Regions from separate parts of the Homo sapiens genome. Here region 2 is linked to region 1. The links are chromatin contacts, found by Hi-C in ENCODE. All regions are on one chromosome and are shown on one strand. The core of a region is the stretch at or near the end of the contact, and the rest is flanking DNA. Distances in the headings are between cores, read along the strand shown.

Region 1 (2,996 bases), core at 69-2,568:
CCTAGACCTCATCTTTCCATTTCGTGACACAACTGCTTTCTTCTGAGCACAAAATGGAGCTGAGAGTCAAGACAATTACGCGATTACATTCAGATGACAAACTTTTTGGTCTTAGCATTTGATAGAAGAAAAAATATTTTATTAACATAAAACTTGCTGATGGGTATCCAAAGCCTCCACTTCATCACACACAGTGCAGACATGGCCTTTGAGTGCACACCAAGCTTAGTAACCTCCTTGCTCACTAAACTGTGGTGCTTCTCTTTTCACAAACATAAGCTGGGATCTTAGCAATTCCCCATCTGTCCACAGGTGAATATGTTATTTGAGAGAGGAGGCAGCTGCTACAACTCTTCATGGAAAACCAACATTGTAATTGCAAAAATAATTTGCAAATGATATTTCATGTGTTGCATTATTGCTTGTGATACTGATGGTTTATTAACCTACTTTCTTCTTATTTCTATGGGAAAACACAAAGACCTCATTTTTCCCTCAGATCACGTCAAAGTTAGGATGGATTTAAATGTACATTTATTTATTTATATACAGATATTCAGATAAGTTGGACAGCCACATCCCTACATTTTCTAAAATGACATAATGGGCATCAATAACAGGGTAAAATTGTGGCTCTGAGCCATCAGACAGAAACTGACGTTGCAGCCCAGCTGTGTGTACACAAACACTCAGGCTGATGAAGGAAGGCCACGGAATTCAAACCAGCACATCTTGCTGCTTTGCATTCAGCCTGCATCACCCGGGACAGAAAAACAGTGTGCTAATGAGAGAAAAAGTTGAACAACATAGAGTTCCTCTTTACAGGTTCCTAACATTATCTGGACAAACTGAGTGTTAGAGCTGGCCCGAGGGCTGATGGTGAGCAAGGGAACCGTCCAGGAGCAAATGAAACTGTCACGAAGGAAATGCCAGGCTCAGATAGACCCCACTCAGGAGGAAGGAAACCAGTGAGAAGGGAGGAAGGGGACCCCATCTCTGTTTCAGGACTTGGACTCATGGTTACTGTCCCTTGCTAAGAGCAATGTCCATTCTGTTCAGTCACGTGGGATGCAAACTCTAAACAAACCTTGATGAAGAGGAAAAGAGAATGCATTGGCTCAAGTACCTGAAAAGCCCAGGGCAGGGCTGGTTTCGGGCTTGGCTGGATTCAGAACCCAAGTGATTTCAGGAGTTCACTCCCTCCATGTTTTGCCTCTGATTCCTCTGCCTGGGATCCACCCAGAAGCACCTTCTGCAGTAAGATTGCTGGAGCTGTCCAGGTTCCCCATTCCATCCTCACAGCAACTCTAGCCAAAAGAGAGTTTCTCTTTTTCAGTGGTTTCCATTGAAACCATAGAACTGAGTCTCAGTAGCTCTGATTGGTCAGCTGTGGGCCACATGTTCATCCCTTAACCAATCACTATGGTCAGAGAGATATGGTATTCTCATTGGCCAGGCAGGGTCACATGCTCATCTCTGAAGCTGAGGTGGGGTCAGCCCCACATTGATCACTTGAACAGGGGAAGACTGAATCGTTATCAAAGAAGAGTTGAATTCTATCAAGGGGCCAGGAGTGTAGGACAGCAAACAAAAACAGGTAACCACCTCAGGTTAAAAAACTGCCTGAAGGGAGGGGTCACGGTTTACAGATGGCAAGGAAATCCTAGATACAATGCTAAATAGTGGCTTCATTAGTCATCATCCCACTTGTATCCATGCAGGCTAACAGATTCTGTCATGGATTAGGGCTCTGCTCTTACCAGCCATCATTCTGACCATGCCCACTGTTGAGGACTATGGCTCCCAAGTTGGTCTTGCCATGAGATTTTAAAAGCATGAAATTATCAAGGACAATTAGAATGAATTTGTCTTCATCATCAGCCAGTCAGAAGTTTTGAGAACTAATAATGCTTAAAATCTATAGTGATCGCCTTTAATTATTCTTTCAGCCTGTAAGTTTTCACGTTTTCTTGGCTGACTTTTAATAATGAAACCTGCTGACTTTTAATAGTGAAACCACTGTTCTGACTCATTATTTATATCAGGTGTGTTTCCAATGTGAACTTATAAAGTGGTAGACATTTCTTGGTTATTTTATGTTTTGTTAAAAGTATCAGGGATCATTATGTCTAAGTTTGTTAATTACGTTGATACTTCTCCCAAGGGTTCCATTACTCTCAATGTCAGACAACTGGGAGAAGTTGTTCTGAAAGTCATAGACAGCAGACAAGAGCCTTTTAACTGATGTATTCATTTCTTTAAGAGGCCATGAACTGGCAGTGTCTTCTCTCTGGAATCTCTGTTAGTCATTCCTACTGACTCATAGCAATTCGCTCTCTGAGCAGAAGTTCCCATGAGAGAAGACCCCACTAGATGGTGATGTCAACTGATGGAAGAATTTTGGATGATGTTTACAAAGCAAGGAGGTCTTGTGAGTCTCACCAGCAGGCCAGTGTCAAGTGGAAGAGGCCAGGCCTGGCTGTTGGCCATAGGCTTGGCTGGAATTGGCAAAGGTGCCATTTTAACTTCCACACCCTGCTCATGGCTACCCACTCTACTCCTAACCAAGCTATTTATACCACAAATGCCTGACTACAGATATGGGGACATAAGTGAATGAGAGAGAAAAAGAACGAGAATGGGAAGCATTTTCCCACTTGTGCCATTACAACTGGTCAGGTCCCCAAGCATTCACTTGTTGTCTTCTCTGAGTCTGACAGCCACTCTATGAGTTAGATAGGGCAGGTATTGCTGCCATTTTACAGATGAGGCTTGTCCAGGATCACACAGCCATCTTGGATCCACTACCCAGTAGAGCCTGTGGAATCCATCTCAAAGGGATTAAAAGGATTGAAAATCTGCCCTGCAGATACTGATCAGTCAAGACTTTCTGCATGTTCAGGACAGCTACTGTTCTTTCCTCTCACTATTTCAAATAGCTCAGTCTCAAACTCTAGGCTGATTTGAAGCCCTTGCCTCTTCTCTCTCCCAAAGAG
Region 2 (2,933 bases), core at 8-2,507, 2.8 Mb before region 1:
TCCTCTACAATAATGGGTGTCTGTATGTGTGAGTGTGTATGAGTGTGTGTGATCTCTGTTCCTCGCAATAATGAGGGTTTGTATGTATGAGTGTGTGTGATCGCTTTTCCTCTACAATAATGGGTGTGTGTGTGTGAGTGTGATCTCTGTCTGTTCCTCTACAATAATGGGGGTGTGTATGTAAGTGTGTCTGAGTGTGTGTGATCTCTGTTCCTCTGCAATAATGGCGGTGTATGTGTGAGTGTATGTGTGTGATTTCTGTTCCTCTGCAATAATGGGGGTGTGTGTGTGAGGGTGTGTGATCTCTGTTCCTCTATAATAATGGGGGTGTGTGTGAGTGTATATGAGTGTGTGTGATCTCTGCTCTTCTACAATAACGTGTGTGTGAGAGAGAGAGATCTCTGTTCCTCTACAATAATGGGGGTGTGTATGTGAGTGTGTATGAGTGTGTGTGATCGCTGTTCCTCTACAATAACTGGGGTGTGTGTGAGTGTGTATGAGTGTGTGTGACTCTGTTCCTCTACAGTAATGGGTGTGTGTCAGTGTGTATGAGTGTGTGTGATCTCTGTCTGTTCCTCTACAATTAAGTGACCAGAAGCAGGTGGCTTCAAAGGTGAATTAATTCTCTGCTGGAAAAATTGGGCTAGAAAAATCTAGTCATTAGGAAACCAGAAAAGCAAGAAATGTAACTTCTGCTCAATGAAAGTGAACTGAATTTCTATTGAGGCCCCCTTTCTCTAAAACTCATTTTCAACTAACTCAGTGCTGTCAGCCAGCCCTGGGGCTGTACTTGGGGCTTACGTGTGGCTAAGATGTCAGGCAGCGGGGTCTGGTCCTTGTTGTCATCTCACTGCATGGCCACAAACATGTTCTCATTCCCTGCTGGTCTCAGTTCCTGAGCCAGTCCTGATGATCCATGGAGACTCCTACCTCGCTCCTGCCTCCCAGCTTAACCAAATGGTCTCTCTCCCTCTCCACCCCACCACCACTCCTACTGTCTCCAACCCCTCTTCGACACCCAGGAGCCATCTGGCTGCTTCTGTACCTCTCTGGGGACTCTCAACTTCCCTGCACTGAGACACCCACACCTGGCTCTTTCTGCCCTATAGCTCTTGCACCGTAATGAGTCAAGGGCAGTACTGAGATTTCACAAGTTCCCAGGCCTTCCCCAGGGGAATTGGAGGTGCGTGTCTCCTCTGCTCTCAGTCCCCAGATCCAGAGAGGGGTCTGCTTCTCCTTCCCTTCCCACAAGCACCAAGGCTCTCTCTTCTTCTCTCACTTCTTCTTTCAATCCCCTCCAAAAGTTATCTAGCCACAGGGCAATAAGAACTGGCTTTGACTGATTTGCATTCTTTCAAATATTTTCCTGTGCTAAGACCTAAGCTGCTGGAAGTCAAAAGCAGATTATTTGTATTTTTGCTCTTCTGCTGCCTATACTAGAAGATGGAAGAAGGAGAGGAGGAAATGCCAGAGAAAGAAGCATGGATAACATCGCAGAATACCACACCCTACCCAGGTGGGAAGACAAGTCCAGGCTCCTCAGGTTTAAGTGGATATCCAGTCCCGTGGTGCTGCCAGACAACTGTCTTGGGTACATCTGGCCACCACGTGCTGGCTAAGATATGGGGGGACCCCTGGGGAGCACTCATACCTGGCTTGCATCTCAGCTGTTCCTTCCTCCCTGCGTGACAGATCAAGCACCTCCCCCCGAACCTTGGCTCCTTACGAGGACTGCTGGGGCCACAGCGATAGCATGAGAAGCAATCAGGGCTTGGGACCCAAAAAGAACCACGGAGACTCCCCAATGGTCCCACATTTATTCTCTTCCACGTGGTCTGGATAGAAAACTAGAGAGAGTGTGGACAGCACTTGCCTCCGCTGAAAAAGTAACTCTCACCCTCTTCCCCCAACTCAGACTGTTCCAGAACAACCAGAGGCGTAGAGCCACACACTCCTCTCAGCCAGCCTGTGAGTGAGGCTGAGTTGCACTAAAGAGATTGTGCAGGCGCCGCCAGCTTCCCAAAGGCAGACTCTTCCCACAGCTGCAAACACTCCTCTAAGAACTCACCCACCCTCGCAGCTTGACCAACGTTCTCTGCAACTTCCTAGAAGATGAAAACATACCCTCCAGCCCTAGCTGTTCTCAGGTTTACTTTCTGACACCCCCTTCCCAGAGAGCTCCCATTCTCCCAGGGGCCTCCCTTTCCAGGGGTCAGCACTTAACCGTTGTCTCCTCCCAACAAAGCCTAAGAGAGGGCTCCCTGACCCGCTGGCCCAAAGGCCTGGGTCCCGGGCCGCTCAGTCCTTCCATTTTGTCTTCCACAGCTGAGCCCACTGTTCCCTAGTGGATCCGCCTTCCAATGCCACCACCTTCCCTTCTACGAAGTCCCAGCCAGGGGATGAACTACAGAGGCAGCCCCTTCCCCATCACCATTACTGTCACTGACTGGCTGTGGGCCTTCATGCTCTTCCGGGTTCTGGTTGGACGGTAGCCAGGGAAAATGCAGGGGGTGGGGTGCCGTGACAGGGAAGTCACCTGCAGCCCAGATCTGCTGCGTCCCAGGGTGTGCACTAGAAAGTGAATTGTTTCTTGTTCTTTTTTTTCTTTGTTATATGCTCTAGGGAATAAAAGGAATTTTCTTCCTTACACCCACCTCACCCCCAGCGGGACCAGACTCTTCCTGTCTGAGATTTCCTCACTCCCTGTGGGGTTCAGGGGGTACAGACACAGGTTTTGGGGGTTTTAATCTCTGGAAAGAAGAGAACTTGTCAGGACCTCCAAGAGACCTCCCTAAACAGAACCTGTTTTTGAATAACCTGAGGGTATTTCTCTAGGTCATCCCTGAGGGCAGGGGAGGGTCAGGCTCTCGGTTTCAAAGATAGGCTGGGGATGGGGGGCCTACCTGGACTGGAACAGGATGCACTTTTGAGGG

The links. Hi-C counts contacts between places; a loop is a spot of excess contacts on that map. Pooled maps may share reads with other maps.
Region 2: a loop to region 1 is called in a pooled map, with 28 times the contacts of the local background. The contact joins the enhancer-like site here to the promoter of LINC02930 in region 1. A Hi-C loop is called at or near these places in 6 of 37 single-sample maps with no recorded cell type and 4 of 50 pooled maps.

The regions. Positions count from the first base shown.
Region 1 is chr10:120,606,904-120,609,899 of GRCh38, reverse strand. It overlaps LINC02930 (long intergenic non-protein coding RNA 2930), which reads right to left and starts at 1,318. Exons shown (of 5, transcript XR_002957103.2): 1 at 1,127-1,318.
Region 2 is chr10:123,390,600-123,393,532 of GRCh38, reverse strand. All of the region lies in intron 6 of LINC02641 (long intergenic non-protein coding RNA 2641), which reads right to left. Among named protein-coding and RNA genes, the nearest start is that of LINC02641, 44 kb to the right of the region's middle. RefSeq lists enhancers at 569-678, 779-1,038, 1,189-1,568. Within about 2 kb of position 1,257, at least 2 of the 41 ENCODE cell types and tissues checked have a DNase peak (open chromatin) inside an H3K27ac peak, as active enhancers do.